Regions from separate parts of the Homo sapiens genome. Here all the other regions are linked to region 1. Evidence: chromatin loops called from intact Hi-C (ENCODE). Cell type or tissue: endothelial cell of umbilical vein. All regions are shown on one strand.

Evidence for each region. Peaks named below come from ENCODE experiments on the same cell type or tissue, not always from the same donor. Only the 100,000 strongest peaks of a DNase experiment are listed, where the experiment ranks them.
Region 2: a loop joins it to region 1, with 8 times the contacts of the local background. A loop is called at or near these places in 4 of 110 quality-filtered maps.
Region 3: it touches region 1 in a loop (2.3-fold over the local background); 37 of 110 quality-filtered maps call a loop at or near these places.

Annotation. Positions count from the first base shown.
Region 1 is chr6:134,819,578-134,827,577 of GRCh38, forward strand. All of the region lies in intron 2 of LOC101928277 (a long non-coding RNA gene), which reads right to left. Among named protein-coding and RNA genes, the nearest start is that of ALDH8A1, 130 kb to the right of the region's middle. In endothelial cell of umbilical vein, a CTCF peak has its summit at 3,548 (motif pointing left); a DNase peak (open chromatin) is centred at 3,534.
Region 2 is chr6:134,296,304-134,304,303 of GRCh38, forward strand. All of the region lies in intron 1 of SGK1 (serum/glucocorticoid regulated kinase 1), which reads right to left. It also overlaps the pseudogene KRT8P42. Among named protein-coding and RNA genes, the nearest start is that of SGK1, 18 kb to the right of the region's middle. RefSeq lists an enhancer at 342-843. In endothelial cell of umbilical vein, no CTCF peak of the experiment used is centred here; a DNase peak (open chromatin) is centred at 3,138; H3K27ac peaks cover 2,104 bases.
Region 3 is chr6:134,878,824-134,886,823 of GRCh38, forward strand. LOC101928277 (a long non-coding RNA gene) reads right to left here and starts at 541. Exons shown (of 5, transcript XR_001744364.2): 1 at 459-541. In endothelial cell of umbilical vein, a CTCF peak has its summit at 3,828 (motif pointing left); a DNase peak (open chromatin) is centred at 3,808; H3K27ac peaks cover 276 bases.

The DNA.
Region 1 (8,000 bases):
TACTCTGAGTCTGATACAGACATCCCTGTGACTCATAATTTCTTTTTTTGCCCAGGCTGCTTTATCAATACATGGAAAATGTAGTTCAGTCGCAGCTGCTAAAATTTACAAATATACTTCTATTTTGTGATGCTGTGTTTGAACTGATGTTGGTAATGTTACTGTTTTTATGTTCATGGGCAGTCTAATAATTTTTATATTTTGACTCATGTTAGAAATTACTCAACTCTGACTATTATCTTGATTTTTCCATCATTTTTGGTCAAGCATATTAACAATTTGGCTTGACTAAAGGAAGCTAGAAATGAATATAAGAAACACCAAGCCTTAGAGTAACTCAAGAAGGAAATAGACTTTCTGCATTGTTCCAAGGGAAAAGAGGAGACATTGGAACTTATGTTGAACTTGGTCTAGTAACCACAATAAAAGTGGTTACTCTGCTCTGAACTTGGAGTCCACAGCACCCATGGCTGGACTTTCTACCCTGAATTCAGTCCCTTAATGACTGAGCTTGCTGGCAGGCACCCAGTGTCTCAGCTGAAGATTACACCTCAGACCCTAAACTCTCCTAGCTCCCTAATTTCTCATTTTGGTTAAGTATGCCTGCAGAGACGACTTGCACTAATTCCCACTTAGACATACCCAGATTTGAGACTACATCCACTTTTCTTAACATACACATGTCCTTACCCCCCCTTAAAAAATGCTGACCTAGTTTAAGTTGCCATCCAAAATTTTTCTTATGTAAATCCCTACTACTACACACAACTGAGCCTTTATCACCTCTTAAAGTCCTCCAGGACTTTGCAGATATAGTCCATCTCATAAACTCCTTAGTCTTAGATAACCTAAGGCTCAGAACATCCTACGTCCTAATGAGGGTATCTCCAACTTCTGCTCATTTGTTCATTCAACCACTGGTAACATGTTCAAGGCACTAGAAGCTGTTATCAACCCACATACTTACAGTCCTGTAGAGGCAGAGACTTTGACACAGAAGGATGATACCTTGAGAAGTGTTAGCTCTTTTCCACCTGACTTTCCATTAATGACATGCCATAAACCTCCTCTTGACACCTAGCTCCAGCATGCTTCTTGCGGCTTTCTGAGTGAATCTTGGATAACATTGCTTTGCCCAGGAAGGTAACCTCACAAATAGGCTGTTCCTATTTCCACACATCTCAAATTCATCTAGTATGAAGCTTCAGAAATGACACCTGACATGGCAGATGTTCCTCTAAGCATCCCCATGGATGTCATAAACCCTCACCCCCAACCCTTCAGTCTCTCAGAGGTTCTAACACTTGCTTCATGCTAGTGAACTCAGGCATGTTCTTCATCTCTCTGAACCTCAAGAAGCAAATAACATTTTCCAGTGCACGTGGGAGAGGCAGGGGATGATGAATGAAGCAGCAGGCGCAGAGACCCCCACTGAGTGGCAGAGGTACTGTGAGGCTGCCTTTCTGACAATAACCCAGGTCTAGTGGGACTGGAGCCCCCAACAAAAACCGAGGGCAGATCCTAGAGGAGCACCATTCTTTATCTTCTTCTCAAGATTGGGAGGGACACGCTGTTCACACTAAACTCTGCATCTGGAATTTGGGCCTAGACATGCCACAAAGCCTTCTCCTCTTTCATGGCTCTGCTTCTTTCCAGACCACAGCAGCAATTGTCTCAAGAAACTCTGGCCATCCCTGTTGAGGGACCCAGGCAACAAGGCAAGTTTCTGGTTTTTTGGAGCTTCCAAGCCCTCGCTGAAACCATCTCTACCACCTTAAAAGCTTTAGCTGGCACGCTTAGGAAAGTCTTACGAAGTACATAGAGATTTCTTGGATCATTTTCAATTACTAAAGGAAGGTACCAATTGTTAAAGAAAACAAAAAATTACCCACAATGACTGTGAAGTCTTTTTATTCCCCACTCTAGGTAATTTGTTCTGATTACCACCGTTCCAAAAGACAAGATTACACACCAGTGAAGCAAAGAGATAAAAGGGGGAAATCTGTTCCCTGCTGAGGCCGTATCAGAGCTCAACCCGTGTTTGGAAGCAAAGGCAATTTTTTTTTCAGCCCTAATGAAGCCTTGTTAACTATGAACCCTGGGGCTGAACTGATCTAGTGAGAGGAGTTATTTGGTGGGTGGTGGAGGGGGTTTAACAGCGGATTGGTACATTCAGAGATTATTATCATTCTTATCTTTCTTCTTAAAGCAAAAGAACTTAAATATGTACTAAAAACTGTTCTCACTGGGGTATAGAAAGGAATTGGAAGAACAAAATTGAAGTCCATCATCTCCTTCAGACAGAAATATATATGACCCACATTTGTAAGAGACAGACTACGCCTTGCTTCTTTCTCCCCCCTATGTTGCCAGTTCTCTTTGTCAGCAACTCTCTTGTCCTACTGGGATAACGTTTTAACTGTGGTACATAGGTTAGAAGCACACTATTTGTTTACAAGGGGATAAATGGTTGTTGCAATTACCGTAAAAAGCAGCAAACAAATGACCTTCAGGACTTGCCAGGAAAAGCAGTGGGTCTTTCTATGTGTTGAAACAATCTGGGCTCCACTGATGGTAAACACGAGGCAGAGACATGGATCTGGATGTGTCCTCTGGGGAGGGGGCAGGGATTGACACAGTTACAGAATTTGATCCACCCCATATTCTTCCCTTGGAGTTTAATTTCCATATAACTGAAAACATCTGAAGCAAACAGAGAGAAGCACTGCTGGACAGACCCATATCACAAGAGTAGGCAAAAAAAAAAAAAAAAAAAAGGAGCTCAAACACAACAGCTAGGTGTTTGATGTCATTCAATGATTCAGTTATGACTTAAGCGAGCTTCGGAAGTCGTGCGTCAAATGATAACCTGCATGAGAGAACTCAGTATAGAGCTGGCCTCAAGCACAAGGACATAGTTCTACAACTACAGACCCTAAAAAAAATTCATCATGGAAAAAAAAATAATAGAATTTTTCCCCTGGAGAAGCTTATGTTTAGATATTAGATACGTAAAAGACTGAACTATTTGTATAACCTCTAAGATTCTTTCCAGCTCTACAATTCACTGCATACATAAATGGGAAATGTTTAGGCCCAGGAGGCATACCAATGTGTACAAGTATACTGTTATTCATTTGATTCTTGCCCCGTATGCTTTACAGAGTCTAATTATCTAAATGAGATTTGGTTAAATAAAAATTGATATTTCTGTATGACAAGTATATATTTACATAAAAGGCAATACATATCCCCACAGTTTTCATTAAAATGGAAAAATAAAACGTATTTTAAAAAGTAATTGGAGAAGTTTTAGAAAGCACCTGGTTGAGGATTTCTTTGTTTTACAAATGAGGAATCTCAGGGAATCTTGGAGGTCTGTTCCTTCCAGGCCTCATTCCAGGGAGGGGCAGATTTGGAACTAGAGCCCAGGCCTCCAGGCTCTCACGCCTCTGTGGTCCGTGGTCCGTGGTCCGGGGCTTAGGTTGGCCGGTAGGGGTAGGGTAATAAATCTCATTCGCCAAATGAGGAAACAGCGTCATCTAGTGGAAATTTATCAGCGTATTCTAGACATGCTGTTATCCCTAGCTCTGCTGTCCCTAATTTCCCAAGACAACATTTCTGGACCATTTTCTCTCCCCCATGTTTCCAAAGCCCAAGAATCTCCCAGTGGGGCCCCCTCCTACAACCTCCTCACCCCACAGCATATTTCAGTCTCTTCTCTGCCAAACTTTCCAACATAGCCCCAGGAATCAATCATTTGCCTCAAGGGCCACCGGGGCTGTTGTCCTTTGAGTGTTTTTTGTTTCAAGTTTTCATCAAAATAACCCTGTTAACCACGGCTTCAGGCCTTTACCAAATGGTGTGGCAAATCAATTCCATCATTTATGAAGATCCAGATAGATACTGCTTTTCATTCAGCCACACTGAGATGATCCTTGTTTTTCCCCTGCTACCATCAAGTTAGGACACTTTGGTTGCTTTTGAAATAATTCATCAGGGAATTTCCCAGGACAGTTCTGTGACCAAGCATGTGGACAAGCTTCAGTCAAAACTTAGGAGGTATTAAATAGAAAACAAAACATGTAACAAGTAATTATCCCATATGATAAATGTTCCATTATGAGAAAGCACAAAGGGAAGGGGGAAATTCATTCTGCTGAGGTTAGAAAAAGCTGCATGCAAGAGGAAACACTAGATCTGAGTTTTGAAGGAGATAGATGGGCCTTTGATTTCTAAAGAAATGGGTGTGGTATGCTAGGCAGGGGGAACAGCAGAAGCAAAGGTCAGGAGTCCTGAGAGTACAGCATGTGATAAAGGATCAGGGCCCAAGAAGATGGGTGGGAAGTGATGTGGAAGGCAGTTCAGGACTGGAACAGAAAGATGCTTAGATGCCATCGCAGAAAACTTTTTTTTTTTTTTTTGAGACGGAGTCCCACTCTGTCACCCAGGCAGGAGTGCAATGGTGCGATCTCAGCTCACTGCCACCTCTGCCTCCCAGTTTCAAGCGATTTTCCTGCCTCAGCCTCCTGAGTAGCTGGGATTACAGGCACACACTACCACGCCCAGCTAATTTTTGTATTTTTAGTAGAGATGGAGTTTCACCATGTTGGTCAGACTGGTCTCAAACTCCTGACCTCATGATCCGCCCACCTTGGCCTCCCAAATTGCTGGGATTACAGGTGTGAGCCACCACGCCTGGCCGAAAACTTGGATTTTAGATGCAATTAGACACTATCAAATTATGGGCCACAGCAAAAAAACTGTGTTTGAAGTCTCCAGGTAATAAAGTACTTTATTCATCCCAGCTGTTTTGAAGCTACTTTCTACATAAAATGGTTCCCTTATTTCATGGCTTGTGAAACAGGCTCTGAAAATGAATTATTTGTCAATGCAGGGACAGGAACTCAGATCTGTTGGCTCCCAGTCCATTTCTTCATAGTAAAGAGCTAAGAGCATGAAATGCTTATTAGAATAATTAAAAATTTTTAAATTAGAAAATCTTGTAGGTCTTCCTCTGATTTTTGTTCCTGTATAAATCCTCTAAAAGTATTAAATATATGTAATTGTCTTTTAATCATATCCCCCCATCCAATCCGAGTCTGCTATATAAATGAGAAAATAATCCAATAGGCAATCTATTTGAAAGCACTAATACGAGAAACAGAAAATTTTCAGACTAAAAGAGATGATAAAAGAGGCAAATGTAAACCACCATGGACTGAAGAATACAACATGAGAGAAGCAAAAGCTTTGTAAAGATTTCTAGGAAATTCTGATTCCATTGGTTTCATGAGGACATCAATCACACTGATGTTGTTACCGAAACACCAAGGGTTCAGTCTAGGTCCTGCTGCTGGCTGCACAGAAAACCAATCACTGAGATGATGACATGCCAAGGAAGAAGGCTTTAATTGGGTGCTACATCCTAGAAGATGGGGGCTCAGTCTCAAATCCATTTCCCTGGCCAGGCATGGTGGCTCATGCCTGTAATCTCAACACTTTAAGAGGCTGAGGCAGGCAGATTGCCTGAGGTCAGGAGCTTGAGACCAGCCTGGCCAACATGGTAAACCCCATCTCTACTAAAAATACAAAAATTAGCTGGGCATGGTAGCACACACCTGTAGTCCCAGCTACTTGGAAGGCTGAGGCAGGAGAATAGCTTGAACCTGGGAGGCGGAAGTTGCAGTGAGCTGAGATTGCACCACTGCACTCCAGCCTGGGTGACAGAACAAGACTCCATCTCAAAAAAAAAAAAAAAAATCCATTTCCCTTATCAACTGAAACGTGGGTTTATATAGCAGGGAGAAAAATGTAACAATGTGTAAGAAAACAGGAACTAGGGAGGGGCAAAGAAGAAATCATGACGAATGAGGGGTCAGGCATCTCATTGTCTGGATCTGGTGACTTCGTGAATTTCAGTCCTTTGATACTTTTTTTGAGAGGTATGAAAGTCCTTTCATAAGAAAGGAACTCAGATAAAACGAATATTAGTTTCAAGCTTTAAGACTAGAAAGGTCAATTTCTATGTTTATCAAAAAGAACTGTCTATGGGACCATTGGGTCAGTTTTTTTGTTTTGCTTTGTTTTGTTTTTTGAGACGGAGTCTTGCTCTGTCACCCAGGCTGGAGTGCAGTGGTGAGCTCTCCGCTCACTGCAAGCTCTGCCTCCCAGGTTCATGCCATTCCCTGGCCTCAACCTCCCGAGTAGCTGGGACTACAGGCACCCGCCACCACACCTGGCTAATTTTTTTTTTTTTTTTTTTTTAAGCAGAGATGGGGTTTCACCATGTTAGCCAGGAAGGTCTCAATCTCCTGACCTCGTGATCCACACGCCTCGGCCTCCCAAAGTGCTGGGATTTTAGGCGTGAGCCACTGCGCCCGGCCAGGGTCGGTTTTGATGTCAGAAAAGGATAGTACGTAGATGTCATTAAAAGACAATCATGGCAACCAACTCTAACTTGGTTATTTAGAGGCCAGCATTTCTTTCTTTCTTTCTTTCTTTTTTGAGATGGAATCTCGCTCTGTCTCCAGGCTGGAGTGCAGTGGTGCGATCTTGGCTCACTACAACCTCTGCCTCTGGGTTCAAGTGATTCTCCTGCCTCAGCCTCCCGAGTAGCTGGGACTACAGGTGTGCCACCACACCCAGCTAATTGTTGTATTTTTAGTAGAGACAGGGTTTCACCATGTTGGCCAGGATGGTCTCAATCTCTTGACCTCATGATCCACCCACCTCAGCCACCTGAAGTGCTGGGATTATAGGCATGAGCCACCGCGCCCGGTCAGCATTTCTTTGTAAGAGCTTTCTAGGTCAGGTGCAGTGGTTCATGCCTGTAAACTCAACACTTTGGGAAGCCAAGGCGGGGGAGATTACTTGAAGCTAGAGTTCAAGATAAACCTGGGCAACAAAATGAGACCCCATCTCCACAAAAATAAAAAGACAAAAACATTAACCAGGTGTGGTAGCACATGCTACTTGGGAGGCTGAGGTAGGAGGATGGCCTGAGCCCAGGAGTTCAAGGCTACAGTGAGCTATGATCACACCACTACACTCTAGCCTGGGTGACAGAACCAGACCCAGTCTCTAAGAAATGAAAGAAGGAAAGAAAGAAAAGAAGGAGAGGGAAGGGGGAAAGAGGGGGGAGGGGAAGAACGTTGTTTCCGAAATTGGTCAGTGTTTCCTATTCCTGCTTTGCTTATACAAGCAGAGTATCTCCTTGCTAAAATCTTGACTCAAAAGGCAACCCAGCCACTCCTGCTCTTGTTTCTCTTATTAGCTATATTTATTCAATTGCCAGGTCTTGCAAAACTCTACTCCATTTTCCAGGCCTTGGCAATAGATAATACAAGATATGTGTCTGGGCTGACATTTTTATCCAAATGAATGCCAGATATTTCACAGAGAGCTAAAAGCTAAAATCATATGATGTGGTGCACTGGCCAATGTGGTTACTGCAGTATTTCATGTCAAGGCTAGCATTCCATTCATCATTCATCAAGTGAACACCCAGTGGGATAAGGAACAAAATGGACTGTCATGCTTCTGAAGCTGCCAGACCACAAAGGACAACCAAACTTATACAGCTTCTCCTTGGCACAGCTCAAGAGTCAACTCATAGATATGGGTGTGTCCTTTCCAAATTCTCCCAGAAAAGTAGTAGCCCAGGCTGACCGCAGGGAGGTGGGAATGACCTGAAGTTGGGCTGCCTCCCCAGCTTTCTGTTCCCATGCAGCCAGCTACCCTGGCACCCTGCCCTTCTCTGAATCACCTCTGCAGACTCTACTGCTCTTGGAAGCCCAGATTATATCTCCAACATCCACACTGGACCTCTGTCTGTTGTCAACAGAGCCAGATGACCATGGAACCCACAAGCTGGAGAACTTGGTCTCCATACTTGGCTTTCTGAGAGAGTGTTGGCTCTGTGGTTTTAACTGCTTAACAAATAAGAAGTGAAAACTCTACACATTTAGAAAAGAGGGTGGGTCTGACTGGACTGAGAT
Region 2 (8,000 bases), 520 kb before region 1:
GCTGTGTTGGCCGGGCTGGAGTGCAGTGGGGCAATTTTAGCTCACTGCAGCATCCAACTTCTGGTTCAAGCAATCCTCTCACTTCAGCCTTCCAAGTAGTTAGGACTACAGGCATATGCTGCTGTGCTCAGCTAACTTTTTCATTTTTTGTAGAGACAGGATCTCACTTTGGAAGGCAGCTATGCTCACCACTACACTGCCAACACCAGGATCTCACTTTGTTGCCCAAGCTGGTCTTGAACTCCCGGACTCAAGCAACCCTCTTGCCTCAGCCTCCTAAAGTGCTGAGATTACAGGCGTGAACCACACCATGCCTGGCCCATTTTGTCAATTAAGTGTTTTGGAAATGCTACTTGTTCATTATAATCAATCAGTAAAGGATAATTATTGTAGAAATTAGTATTTACTAAGAGTTGAAAAAGCATTCAGCTCTTTTTTTTTTGGCAGAGCTAGCTGAGGTTTTATTTTGGACCAAAAAAAAAAAAAAAAAAAAAACAGTTGAATTGTTTTGTAGCTGGAGGCATGGGCAAGGGGGGGTCCCCAAGCAGTAAACTTCCCCGCACGTGGGCTGAGGGCTAGGACTGAGCCTCAGGTGGGTCTCCTGTTCCCTGTCCTACCCTGCACAGGGGCCTCCCTCCTGGGCTCTGGGGCAGCCGCAAGAGGGGCAGGCTGGGAGGGGCTGCCATGGCTGTTCACTCGGGCAGGACATCAGAGGACTTGGACACCAGCTTCCCATTGCGGGTCTCGATCTTCTTCACAACCACAGCCCTGGTGGAGCTGATGTGGCTGAAGGAGCTAGAGTTCAGGCCGTAGCTGAGGCTGGGACTTGTGAGGCCCCCATAGGCTGAGCACAGACCACCTGCATAGCCGCTGGTGGTCTTCGTATGGATACTCACATTCTGTATCCCAGACTCCAGCCGGCATTTCTAGCCCTCCAGCAGCTTCCTGTAGGTTGCGATCTCAATGTCCAGGGCCAGCTTGACGTTCATCAGCTCCTGGTACACACGCAGCTATCGCGCCATGTCCTGCTAGGCCCGCTGCAGGGCGGCCTCCAGCTCAGACAGCTTGGCGTTGGCATCCTTAACAGCCAGCTCCCCATGCTGCTCGGCATCTGCGATGGCAGTCTCCAGGGAAGCCCTCTGGCCTTTGAGACCCTCAGTCTCAGCCTGGAGCCAGCTGATGTTCCGGTTCATCTTGGAGATCTCTGTCTTGTTTTTGAGACAGAGTCTCACTCTGTCGCCCAGGCTGGAGTGCAGTGGCACGATCTCGGCTCACTGCAAGCTCCGCCTCCCAGGTTCAAGGGATTCTCCTGCCTCAGTCTCCTGAGTAGCTGCAATTACAGGCGTGCACCACCACCCCAGGCTAATTTTTGTATTTTTAGTAGAGACAGGGTTTCACCCTGTTGGTCAGGCTGGTCTTGAACTTCTGACCTCGTGATCAGCCTGCCTCGGCCTCCCAAAGTGCTGGGATTACAGGCGTGAGCCACTGCGCCCGGCCTAGATCTCAGTCTTTGTATGCTGCAGGTCATCCCCGTGCTTCCCAGCCAGCATCTGCAGCTCCTCATATTTGATCTGGTACATGCTCTCAGCCTCACTCCGGCTGCGGTTGGTGATCTCCTCGTACTGCGCCTTGACCTCAGTGATGATGCCGTCCATGTCCGGGGAGCGGCTGTTGTCCATGGACAGCATCACAGACGTATCCGAGATCTGGGACTGCAGCTCCCGATCTCTTCATACAGCTGCCTCAGGAAGTTGATCTCGTCAGTCAGCCCTTCCAGGTGAGACTCCAGCTCTACCTTGTTCATGTAAGCTTCATCCACATCCTTCTTGATGAGGACAGATTCATTCTCCATCTCTGTAAGCTTATTGATCTCATCCTCACCAGCCCCTGCATGTTGCCAAGCTCTGCCTCCAGCTTCAGCTTCTCCTGGCCCCGAGTCTCCAGCTGCCGCCTAAGGTTGTTGAAGTAGCTCTCGAACATGTTGTCCATGTTGCTCCAAGCTGTCTTCTGCTGCTGCAGGAGGCTCCACTTGGTCTCTAGCATCTTGTTCTGCTGCTCCAGGAACCGTACCTTGCCTATGAAGGAGGCAAACTTGTTGCTGAGGGTCTTGATCTTCCCCTTCTTTTGGGTGCGCAGGCCTGGATGTTGGGATCCACCTCCAGATTAAGTGGGCTCAGCAGGCTCTGGTTGACTGTGACGGCAGTGATGCCTCCCATGCCGCTGGCCCCACCATAGCCTCCACCCAGGCTACCCTGGAAGCTGCTGCTGCCCACTCAGGAGGAGCTTGAGGAGCTGATGCAGGTACTGGGCCCACTCGTGTAGGAGCGGCTGCTGAAGGCCCGGGGGCCAGAGATGGACAACTTGTAGGACTTCTGGGTCACCCTGATGGACATGGTGGAGGCAGGAGTGGAGGCAGGCGGGCTGAACCAGGCAGAGATTCCAGAAGGAGTGAAGAAGCTGCTTCTTGATAGCATTCAGCTCTTATTTATTTATTTATTTATTTATTTATTTATTTGAGATGGAGTCTCTCTCCGTCGCCCAGGCTGGAGTGCAGTGGCTCAATCTCGGCTCACTGCAACCTCTACCTCCTTGGTTCATGTGATTCTCCTGCCTCAGCCTCCTGAGTAGCTGGGATTACAGGCATGCACTACCATGCCCAGCTAATTTTTGTATTTTTAGTAGAGCAGGGGTTTCACCATGCTGGCCAGAATGGTCTCAATCTCCTGACCTCGTGATCCACCTGCCTCGACCTGCCAAAGTGCTGGGATTACAGGTGTGAGCCACAGCACCCAGCTCTCAGCTCTTAATTTAATTGCATTTAAAGAAAGCAATCTGTGCAATTCACAGTAGCTGGCAGCCAGGATAACCCAGGGAAACCTCATCCTTACAAAAAAATTACAAAAAAAAAAAAAAAAGCCAGGCATGGCAGCTCATGCCTATAGTTCCAGCTACTCTGGAGGCTGAGGTGCAAGGATCGCTTGAGCCAGTGAGGTCGAGGATGCAGTGAGCTGTGATTGTGCCACTGCCTTCTAGTCTCGGCAGCAGAGCTAGACCTTATCTCAAACAAAACAAACAAAACAAAAAAAATAATAGCTGAGTAAGTGTCATAGATCACATGGAACAAAAGCTGGCTCTGGAAACATATGCAGAATTTAGCTAAGTGTGGAGTAAGGGTGAAATTGTGAGCAAAACAAGCTTCCTGAGAGATCAGAGGTGGGGAGTTATGCCAAGAAGTGAAGGGAGTGAGGTAAGGTATGCTGATGTGTGCAGAACAGGGAGGACTTTGAAAACTATGCAGAGTGGTTGGCTGACATACAGTAAAACTCATAACAAGTATGCTCATTAGCATAATTATTAAACTCTGGCTTAGTAAACCACTTAAAAAAAAAGATTTCCAATGTGGAAATACTCAATGTTTGGATATGCCTGTTCATTCTAGTTTAGGCATTTCCTTCTGACAGGTTTTTAGAGCCTCTGGTAGCTTTTCCAATCCCTGTGACTTTTTTTTTTTTTTTGCCCTGAGTTTGGAGGAGTCGGATAATGAAATTTAAACTAAAGCATGTTAGCATCACCTATACTCAAGAAGGTCCAAATACCTCAATTCTTCACAAAATAAAATGCTTTTTTAATTCAAAAAAAGAAAGTAAGTCAAAAAGAGAGAGAGAAAAAAAACACACAGCAGATAACTGAGAAAATAAGAGAGTTTATTGCCACTAAAAAAGGAACCTGGCTTCTAACATCATATTTGCCATTTCTCTATGTGACTCTAGGGAAGTACTTTTCTCTCTCAATGCCTTCTTCCCTCAGGAAAACCTTATTACTATGAGAAAGATGTTAATTTGTCTAAAGTGCTGTAATTTTTTCATGGGGATGTTAAGGAGGGAAAGGCAGGGAGAAAGAAGATGGGGAGAGATGAGTTAAGAGATGAGTTAAGGTGAAAGATGGTGGTGGCAGGCGGGGCGCAATGGCTCACGCCTGTAATCCCAGCACTTTGGGAGGCCGAGACGGGCAGATCACGAGGTCAGAAGATTAAGACCATCCTGGCTAACATGGTGAAACCCCAACTCTACTAAAAATTCAAAAAAATTAGCCAGGCGTGTGGCGGGCGCCTGTAGTCCTAGCTACTCGGGAGGCTGTGGCAGGAGAATGGCATGAACCCGGGAGGCGGAGGTTGCAGTGAGCCGAGATCGCGCCACTGCACTCCAGCCTGGGCAACAGCGCAAGACTCTGTCTCAAAAAAAAAAAAAAAAAGAAAGAAAGATGGTGGTGGCTTGCACCAAGGGATAGGCCCTGGAGATAAAGAGAAAGGAGTTAAAAATAAATGTTTGGTTTTTTTTTTTTTTTTTGGAGATGGAGTCTCGCTCTGTTGCCCAGGCTGGAGTGCAATGGCATGATCTCGGCTCACTACAACCTCCACCTCCTGGGTTCAAGCAATTCTCCTGCCTCAGCCTCCCGAGTAGCTGGGATTACAGGCATGCGCCACCACACCCGGCTAATTTTTGTATTTTTAGTAGAGAGGGGGGTTTCACCATCTTGGCTAGGCTGGTCTTGAACTCCTGACCTCGGGTGATCTACCCGCCTCGGCCTCCCAAAGTGGTAGGATTACAGGCGTGAGCCACCGCGCCTGGCCAAGAAATGTATTTTGGAAGTAAACACAGTAGAATATGCTGATGAATTGCACTGACGTTGGGAGAAAAGAAAGAGAAATAATTTCTAGATTTCTCACTCTCACAAATGAGTTATGTAGTAGTATCATTTACTGAAATAGAGAAAAATAGGAAGAAAAATCAAGAGTTGGGTTTTGAACAGGACTAGCTCAAGATGTGTGTGAGACATTTCAATGGGAATGTTTAGTAAACAATTGGGAACAGAGGTCTGGCATTCAGGCAACTAAGTTTCTGAATAACAGATTACATTTAAAGCACAGGAATGAATGAACCTGTGTGTGGAGGAGGAGGGAGAGTGGATGGGAAAGTGAGAAAGATGGAGAACTACAGTAAGAGGGAAAGGGCAAAAAGATGTTCAGAGGCTGGTGAGCCAAGGACTGAGTTTGAGCCATCCCCACATTATTGGTAAGACAGAGCAGGAAGGCCTGAAAGGAAACTAAGAAATCACCCACAAGTAGGAGGAGAGGCTGGAGTGCTGGGCCACAGAAGCCACAACTGAGTATTCCAAGGAGGAGCGGTCCACAGGAAGGACCACCTTTTCTTCTCTTCTCTTTTCTCTTTTCTTCTCTTCTCTTCTCTTCTCTTCTCTTCTCTTCTCTTCTCTTCTCTTCTCTTCCCTTCTCTTCTCTTTTCTTTTTGAGACAGGGTCTTACTCTGTTGTCCAGGCTGGAGTGTAGTGGTGTGATCATGGCTCACTGCAACCTCAACCTTCTGGGCTCAAGCGATCTTCCCACCTCAGCCTCCCGAGTAACTGGGAATACAGGCATGTGCCACCAGCCTGGCTATTTTTTTTATTATTATTTCCTGGAGACCTGAGGGTCTTGCTGTGTTGCCCAGGCTGGTCTTGAACTCCTGGGCTCAAGCAATCCTCCCATCTTTACCTCCCAAAGCACTGGGATTATTGGCATGAGCCACCACTGCTCTGGTAAACTGAAAGGGAAAGTTAAGATATGGATGGATAAGTGTCAAGAAGGCAAAAGAAATACGAAACAAAAGAGCTTGATAGTAAAGAAAACAGAAGGATGGAATGCCCTCCAAGTTTTTGAGGCCTTAATGAGAAATATTTTAGTGAATGGGGAATAATAAAGAGATTCTAAAGATCATTCAGAGTGTTGATGAGTTACATGGATTATGATTTTGAATTTCAAATGGACTTTAAGTCTTTATGTAAGACAGATTAGAAAACAAAATTTCACATTAAATTGATTAAATTAGGTCAAAACTCATCAATAACTAATTATACATTGGACATAAGTATTTCCATATCTTTTTGTCCCTCAGTGCCTTGTGCATATGTAACTAAAAAAGCAGAGTAATTTGGTGTCATTTGATTTAATGAGATCCTGCGCAAATGAAATACCTTTTTAACACTGAAGTTAGACCATTGCAGTGCTCCAGGGACAACTATCTATAGAAGATAAATTAATTATGTTCACTACTTCCTAAGCCTATAGAAACAACTAAATAACTAAATGAGAGAATCAACCTGTTGATGATGTGCAGGTCTTTTGAGAAATGACCTTTAATCAATAAAATCCCAGAGCACAGAGGTTTCATAGCAGCTTGTCTTCAGACCGACTCATCAGTAAAATCACAACTTACACCACAACAAAACGTTCAGAAAAGTAAGCTATAGAGGTAGGTCATAATTTTGAGGTCTGTCTTGATAATATCTAACATATTTTGAGTGCTTAGTGCGTACCAGGCATTGGGGCTAAATACTTTACATGCGTTAGGTCATTTAATCCTCATAACAGTTCTTTGAGGTATTATTGTTATTATTATTATTATTTTATTATTTTGAGACAGAGTCTCACTCTGTCGCCCAGGCTGGAGTGTAGTGGGGTGATCTTGGCTCACTGCAACCTCCACCTCCCGGGTTCAAGCAATTCTCCTGCCTCAGCCTCCCCACTAGCTGAGACTACAGGTGTGCGCTATCATGCCTGGCTAATTTTTATGTTTTTAGTCGAGAAAGGGTTTCACCATGTTGACCAGGCTGATCTCGAAATTCTAACCTCAAGTGATCCACCCACTTCAGCCTCCCAAAGTGTCAGGATTACAGGCATGAGCCACCGTGCCCAGCCTGAGGTATTATTATTAAATCCATTTTACAGATAAGCCTTAGAAAGTTAAGGCTTAGAGGCCAGGCACAGTGGCTCACGCCTATAATCCCAGCACTTTGGGAGGCTGAGGTGGGCGGATCACGAGGTCAGGAGATCGAGTCCATCCTGGCTAACACGGTGACACCCATCTCTACTAAAAATACCGAAAATTAGCGGGGCGTGGTGGCAGGCGCCTGTAATCCCAGCTACTCAGGAGGCTGAGGCAGGAGAATGGCGTGAACCTGGGAGGCGGAGCTTGCAGTGAGCCAAGATGGCGCCACTGCACTCCAGCCTGGGTGACAGAGCAAGACTCTGTCTCAAAAAGAAAAAAGAAAAAAAAAGATAGTTAAGGCTTAGAATATTAAATGCCTTGCCCGATGTTACCATGCTCGGAAACAATTTAGTTAAGAGGCCAACACTGTTTGTCTGATCTCGTATTAGGAGTCCTTAATGTTCTTCTCCTGTAAATGTTCAGATTTAAAAAAAAGATCATAGATAAATTCAGTACAGTTGGATACAGTTTGAAAAATTATTTTATATTTTAGTGAAATAGAAAGTTTTAGCCAGGTGTAGTAGTGCTGGGTGCCTGTTGTCCTAGCTACTCGAGAGGCTGAGGTGGGACCATGACTTGAGCCAAGGAGGTTGAGGCTGCAGTGAGCTATGATCCAGCCACTGGACTCCAGCCTGAGCGACACAGCACGATTCTGTCTCCAAGAAAAAAAAAAAGAAAAGAAAAGAAAAGAAAGAAACTTTGACACAGTTTCTCTTTGCCACTCTTCATATTGAGAGGTGAAGTTTATTTTCCTTCCCCTTGAATCTGGGCTGGCCCAATGACGTTTTGTTTTGTTTTGTTTTTGATTAATAAAATGCAGCAGAAGTCACACTATATGACACCCAGGACTCGGCCTTATGAGATCGTCAGCTTCCACAGGCTCTCTTGAAGCACTCCCTGTTAGAAGCCGGCAGCCATCTAAGTCTATCTTAAGAACATGTTACTGTGAGGATGCCCAAGCTATGTGGAGAGAGAAAGAGGCCAATAGAGATGCACTGACACCAAACAAGAAGCTTTCTCGGACTTTCTGGCTCAGCTCAACCACCAGCTGAATGCAGCCAAGGAAAGACTCAGCCAACGTCACAGGGAGCAGAACCCTCCAAATGAGTGACACTGAATTCCTAATCCACAGAATCATGAGTAAATAAATGACAGTAGCTTTTGCTCATCAAATTCTGG
Region 3 (8,000 bases), 59 kb after region 1:
TTTCATAAATATTCTTAAATTTCATTCATTTTACAAATGAATAAAATTATGTCACAAATCTCCCCCAAGACCTCCTTAAACCCCTTTAACAAATTTCTATTGCTGTTAGAAAACACATTACTTCTAACCATGGTCTTATAGCAGAGGTGAGCAAACTATAGCCCCTATGCCAGATCTGGCCCACTGACTGTTTCTGTACAACCCATGACCCAAGAATGAATATTCCATTATTTAATGCTTAAAAAAAAAAGTTTTATGACCTGAAAATTGCATGAAATTCAAATTACGTGTGTGCACAGTTGTTCTTACAGTCCTTATCTGTACAGTTTTTCTTAGTTATAAGAGCTTGAAATGAAAGAACTGTGCATATTTGACCTCATACAGAGTGGACAAAAAAAACAAGCCTAGTCTCTTAATGATTAAAATTGTAAGGCTACGTTAAAGAGGGTGATACGTACTGTATTTCTGGTTGGTACCAATGAGGTCTCCTGAGGCTTACATTTTTTTAGGCTTAAACTTATTAGTCTTCTGGCCGGGTGTGGTGGCTGACGCCTGTAATCCCAGCACTTTGGGAGGCCGAGGCAGGCGGATCACAAGGTCAGGAGATCGAGACCATCCTGGCTATCACGGTGAAACCCTGTCTCTACTAAAAATACAAAAAAAAAAAAAAAAATTAGCCAGGCATGGTGGCAGGCACCTGTGGTCCCAGCTACTCTGGAGGCTGAGGCAGGAGAATGGCGTGAACCTGGGAGGTGGAGCTTGCAGTGAGCCAAGATTGCACCACTGAACTCCAGCCTGGGTGACTGAGCAAGACTGCATCTCAAAAAAAAAAAAAAAAGCTATTAGTCTTCTAAACTGAAAATATACCATCCCATTCTCCAACATATTCACATTTTCTCACACAAGCATAGACGTGCATACACACGCACACACACTTGCTTTTGTGTAACTATGATTTTCCCTATATAGCTACATTATTCTATCCACCTGGTTTCCAAAATAAAACTGGAAGTCATCTTTGATTCTGTCCTCTCCCTCTCCATTGGCATTGGGCAGCTACCATTTGTTGCAATCTACCTCTTTAAAAACCCTGATATCCATCCTTTTCTCCCCCTAAGACAGCCGCCCAATCCCACCACTCAACACTCTGCAGTAAAAAGTCTGTCTCTTCCCTCAAGGAGCAGACCTATTTTTGCTTGGTCTTTGTGCCTCAGCTCCTGACAACACAGTGCCTGGCACCTAGTAGGGTCTCAATTGTGCTTACTAAATGAACGATTTTTCTTATGCAATCTCTTCCTTCATTTGCGAAACCATATGGGTGCCCAGGTGGTATGACTGGCAGGAAACCAAATGGAATCCAGAAGTGATACAAAGGGACCTCCCTTAGAAATCTCCACTGGTGGAATGGATTTAACTCCCGAGCTAAAGTGTTATATTTCCGGGAGATCTGTGGTAATAATCAAATAGGTTCTCTAAGACATGAATTATCACATCAGTTCAGATCAATGTATTTCACCAACTCTCGAGATCCAGAGGGAATGGGACATAGGACAGGTGAGTTGGGGGGCGGTTAAGGAGGTCAAGTGAGATCCACAGCATAAGACATTGCCCCATGGAGGAACCGGGTCTGAAGGAAAATTACAGAACTAAAACTCAGGTCATTTAGGCTTTGCCTGTAAAATTAGATGTATCATAAGAAAGAAAAGCCAATAATTCATGTTTGAGTCAGAAATAGGAGAGGCTATACTTCCTGTCTGGGGCCACAGCCTCTTAGGCTCTGCTTCTACTTAGAGTAATAATTCTCATTCTAGACATGAATCTAATAAAACCATGTGTTTGGATTTCCTGGAATTTTTCTGACTGTGAATATAGACTTGTTCCCAAAAACTTCCACGTTCCATCTGCCCTCCTAAATGGGCAGTTTCCACGATGTCAGCAGAGGAAATGCAGGGAGCTGCCATGATGTCTGCCCGCTGCTGCCAGATCTCATCCAAGTGGCAGGTGAAGATTTATTCACACCCAGATACACAAGCCACTGAATTCATTTTTTAACTTATTGTCTGAGTGGAAATAGGAGGAAATAAGAGCTAACGAAATAATTCAGTTGGTCAGAAAGTGTTTTATATCTTATTTATAAGAGTGCTCTAAACCGAGTTGAATCATCTCCAGATCTACCAGATGTCACTGGTTATTAGGAGTTGCTACAAGTCACCAAGCTCCTCCCTCCCTCTTTTGCTTTTGTTCTCCTATTCTTTCTTCCTTATTTTCCTCCCTTCTTTTTCCTTCCTTCCTTCCTTCCTCCCCTCTTTTCTCCTCCCTTCCTCCCCTCCTCTCCTCTCTTCTTTCCTTTCTTCCCTCTCTCCTATATTAGTTCTCTTGGGCTGCCATAAAAAAATACCACAGGCCAGGCACGGTGGCTCACGCCTGTAATCCCAGCACTTTGGGAGGCCAAGACAGACGAATCACTTGAGGTCAGGAATTTGAGACCATCCTGGCCAACATGGTGAAACCTCGTCTGTACTAAAAATACAAAAATTAGCCGGGCATGGTGGTGCATGCCTGTGATCCCAGCTACTTGGGAGGCTGAGGCAGAAGAATTGCTTGAACCCAGGAGGCAGAGGCTGCCATGAGCTGAGATCACACAACTGCACTCCAGCCTGGGCAACAGAGTGAGAATCCGTCTCAGGAAATGAAATAAAATAAAATAAAGGAAAATAAAATAAAATAAAATACCACAGACTGAGTGGCTAAAACAACACAAATGTATTTTCTCACAGTTCTAGAGGCTGGAAGTCCACAATCAAGGTGCCAGCAGGGTTGGCTTCCTCTGAGGCCTCTTTCCTTGGCTTGCACATGGCAGCCCTCTTGCTGACTGCACAGGGTCTTGCCTCTGTGAAAACCTGTGTCTCTCCTCATGTCCTGATCTCCTCTCTCATTAGGACACCAGTCAGATTGGATGAGGACCCACCTTAAAAGCCCCATTTTAACTTAATCACCTCTTTAAAGGTCACATTCTGAGATACAGGGGCTGACTTCAACCTATGAATTTGTGGGGGGCACAATTCAGCCCATAACACACTCCCCCTTCTTCCTTTCCTTCCTTGTTGAGGGCTTATCACAGGCCAGATGCTATAGAGAGGAATGAGACAAAGAGAATATCACAGACCAGATGCTACAGAGAGGAATGAGACAAAGAGAATCCCTAACACTAACACACACACACACACACACACACACACACACACACACACACAATGATGTTACCAAAGCTCTCTTGTTTTCGGAGAGTGGCTTCTTGGACTGAGACCAGTGTTGGCTTTTGTCACATTACAGTTTAGGGTGCAGCATGCCCCGTTCTGTTGAGCGGGGTAAGGGCCAAGACAGGGTGGGACAGTGATGATGACTGAGAGGAGTTTGACCCCTGGCTCTGCCTTTGACTTTATGAATGACATTGACAGGGGATCTGGGCTTCAAGATGCTCGCATGTGGAAAGAAGGGGTGGGATTCGAAACCTACTCAAGCCCTCTCAGTCTCAGTTGATGATAGTACCTGAAAGACCTCCTTGATGTGGGAAGGGCTCAGGGAAGACCCAAGTCTTCCAAGGTCTGAAATATTCAAAGGAAAACAAACCAAAACTGGCTCTTTGAAACGCGTGTCTAGCAAGGAATATGTACTAAATATAAGCGATTCCTATTTCTACTGACGTAAAAGATTAAAATTGCTTTTCTGGGTCAGGCCTTTGCAGGAGCAGAGCTTGTGAGAATTGGAAAGGCTGTTAAGCGCCAGGAAAAATATTCTGCAGAGAAGCAGCGTCACCTGCTGGGATGCAGTGGTGTTGCATGTGATAAGTGAAATGACGAATCGTCAGCCTGGGTTTCTACTGAATATGAAATCAGGAACATTAATCTTAATCAAAAGCTGAGTTTTCAAGACCACCAAACTGCGGAAAGATTTCTCCGCAGGTTAATTTTAGCCATGTTTTAGATTTATTTTTGCTTCAAACTATTCACCCATGCTATACATCTTTCTTTATAAATCAGACTCAATGATATGTGCTAGTAAAAGCCAGTTAGTCAAAATCTGTTATTTAGAGGACACAGCTAGGATCACAGGGCTGAAGTCTCCCTTAGTTCAGGCTTCATTAAACAGCCACCCAACTCATCAGCTTCCCAGACCTCCAAGTCTCCTTCCAGCTCTAGAATTTAGCCACATGTATTTACTGAGTTCTGTTAAACACGGGACATTTTGTGTACTGAAAGATGTATGGAGAAATGTAAGATATGTTCCTGATCTCTTGTTTTGGAGACTTGGCATTAAAGTATACAAAGATAAATAGTAATTATAAAAGTTAATAATCACGCTATTAAACAAATAAAGTATGTTCAAGAGTGGTATAGACCAATGGCTACTCTGAGAGCCAGTATTTCTGGCTGGGGGCAGAAAGAATTTAAGGGTTTCTTGAGCCACATGTGAAAAAATAACAAGAATTTTGATGAAATTCATGGATAATAAGAAAAACTGAAGTAAGCACCAAAAAATGGAGACCAAGAACATGTTAAACGTTTTTGATAAGAAAAAAATGAAATGTGCTTGAGAAACACCAGGAAAATCAATTTAACCTGAGTAGGAATTTTTAGGAGAATAGTTTGAGATAAGGCAGGAAAAGGAAGCTGAGACATGATGATTCTGTAAATGCAAGGATAAGGAAGTTTGAGCTTATTATTGTAAGCAATTGAAAAGCATTGAAGATTTCTGGGAAGGAAAATAAAGTGATAAGAACTGTGTCTTAAGAAGACTCACCTGGCAATCACATGCAGGAAGGAATGATTCTAAGATGTGAAAAGATGCCCTGAATGTGTAAAAGGCAGAGTGGTAGAAAGAGGATTTTCAAGGTCACAAATGTGTATGTAAAAGCAGCAGAGAAATCTGGCTCTTTGATACTTTTTTGTATCAAACAATATACTCTAACTTAATATAATTTTTTTTTTTTTTTGTGAGAAAGAGTCTTGCTCTGTCGCCCAGGCTGGAGGGCAGTGGCGGGATCTAGGCTCACTGCAACCTCTGCCTCCTGGGTTCACGCCATTCTCTTCCCTCAGCCTCCTGAGTAGCTGGGACTACAGGTGCCCGCCACCCTGCCCGGCTAATTTTTTGTATTTTTTGTAGAGATGGGGTTTCACTGTGTTAGCCAGGATGGTCTTGATCTCCTGACCTCGTGATCTGCCCACCTCAGCCTCCCAAAGTGCTGGGATTACCGGTGTGAGCCACCGCGCCTGGCCAATTTAAAATAATTCTAAAGACATGAATGTAAGAGCTAAAAAACTATGAAACTGCTAGAGGAAAACTTTGGGGAAATGCTTCAGGACATTGATCTGGGCAAAGGGTTTTTGATTAAGACCTCAAAAGCTCAGGCAACAAAGTAAAAATAGGCAGATGGGATTACCTCAAGCTAAAAAGCTTCTGCACAGCAAAGGAAACCATTTTAAAAAGTGAAGAGACAACCTACAGAATGGGAGAAAATATTTGCAAGCTGTCCATTCAACAAGGATAAATAACCAGAAAATACAAGAAACTCAAACAAGTCAATAGCAAAAAACAAACAAGCAAACAAAACAAGAAAAAACCCCCAAAATGATCCAATTAAAAAAATAAGCAAAAGATCTGAATAGACGTTTCTTAAAAGAAGGCATGTAAACGGCCAACAGGTGTATGAGAAAATGCTCAAACTACTAATCATCAGGTAACTGCAAATCAAAAACCACAACAAGAGAACATCTTACCCCAGTTGGAATGACTGTTGTCAAAAAGACAAAAATTAACAAATGCCAGTGAGGTTGAGAAAGGGGAACGCTCTGACACTGTTGGTAGGGATGTAAAGTAGTACAGCCATTATGGGAAACAGTATGGAGGTTCCTCAAAGAACTAAAAACAGAACTACCATATTAGCCAGCAATCCCACTGCTGCGTATATACTCAAAAGAAAGGAAATCAGTAATCAAAGAAATTTCTGCATTCCCATGTTTATTGCAGCACTATTCACAATAGCCAAGATATGGAATCAACTAAAATGCCCATCAATGAATGCATGGATAAAGAAAATGTGGTACATGTACATAATGGAATATTATTCAGCCATAAAGAAGAATGAAATCCTGTCATTTACAGCATCACAGATGGAACTGCAGGTCATTATGTTAAGCGAAATAAGCCAGGCACAGAAAAACAAATATCACGTTTTCACTCATATATGGGAGCTTACAAAGTTGATTTCATGGAGGTAGAGAACAGAATGATGGTTACCAGAGGCTGGAAAGAGTGTAGAGGAGGGGAGATGGAGAGAGGGGGGTTAATGCATATAAACATACAATTAGATAGAAGGAATAAGTTCTAGTGTTCAATAGCACAGTAGGACGACTATAGTTAACAATAATTTATTGTATATTTCAAAATAGAGGAGAAGATTTTGGATGTTCTCAACACAAAGAAATGATAAATGTTTGAGGTGATTGATATTTCAATTATCCTGATTTGATCATTACACATTGTATGCATGTATCAAAATATTACATATACCCCCAAAATATATACAATTGTGATATGTCAATAAAAAATACAAAAAATAATAATTCTCTATATTAACCAAGGGAATGGTCACATGGAAAGAAAATGAAAAGGAAGAAAAAAAAAAAAAGCTAAAGAGAAGGATTCTGACCCAAAGCCTAAGAGAAGCATTGACAGTGTTTTAAAGACCCCCGAGACATCTAGAAGAATAAGAATTGAGAAAAGAATTGGGAAAAGAATTGGTTAGACATTGTTTCACATTGCAAATAATGCATAAATAATGAATTAATTGATTGACTAATTATTTAATTTTCTTTCATTATAAAGGTTTGGGCAGGAGGGAGACTTAGAAATCATCTTCCTCTCAGGACAGTAAGAATTTGTGCAACAACTTTTTAAATAGCCTTCCAACTTCAGCGTTGGGTTCAATAATGTGAGGTCACTCCTGTGCTAAGTGGACTATCCAAAGACTTGCAAACCCCCAGAGGTAGGTATCAGATATGATTACACATATCACATATGATTACACATATCTCAACACCCGTTTTTCCTCCAAAGGTTAGATCACCACAGCCATTCCAGATTGTCCATTTTGTCAATGTCCTTCTACATACAGGGGCCAGCATTACTGAGCACATTGCCTTAAAAGTGTCCTAAAAATCAGAGTATTGAAGAGGATGATAACATCTCCCTGCTTTGGTTCACAGAGCAGAGCCTGTAAGTGTGCTCAGTCTGTGTCTGTGCAGGACAAGGGGGAGGATCTTTTTATTAGATACTCAAGTAAACAAGGTTACTTCAGTCCTACACTTGTGCACTTAACTGTGCTGAACCTAAATGTGGCATGTTTTTGTTACTCCCTTTAGTGTTTTATTTTTTTGACAGCATTTCAGCCCAGACCTAGCACTAGATCTTGTACCTGGAAAGTATTTAATATTTGGTGGATAAATAAATCAAAGGATATACTTTTTAAATTTACATTCTGTCAGCACATATGTTTACACTTCTTCTCAGTTTCCAAACATTTGAAAATCTGACAGGCATACTATATCAGTTAGGGATGCTTTTGGCAGCAAGTAACAGAAAAATTTGAGCACAAAAACCTAAACACACGAGTTTAATTTTTCTCACATAACAATAAATCTGAGAGTAGGCAGCCCTGGGCTCATGTTGCCAGTGACACCATTAGGGACCACATTTCCTTTCATCTTTCAGATTCATTATCCTTAGCAAGCTTACTTTCATCTTCACGCTTTTTGTCCCTTGGTCTCAAGATGCCTATCTCACCTACAGACATCACACGCACATTTCGGCCAAGAACCAAGGGAAAGGGCAAAGGGACAAATTCCATGCCAGCTGGGTCTGTCCCCTTTGTATCAGAAAAGTAAGAACTTTCCCAGAAGTGTCACTAGCCATACTTTCTTTTGCATCTTATCAGCCAGAAC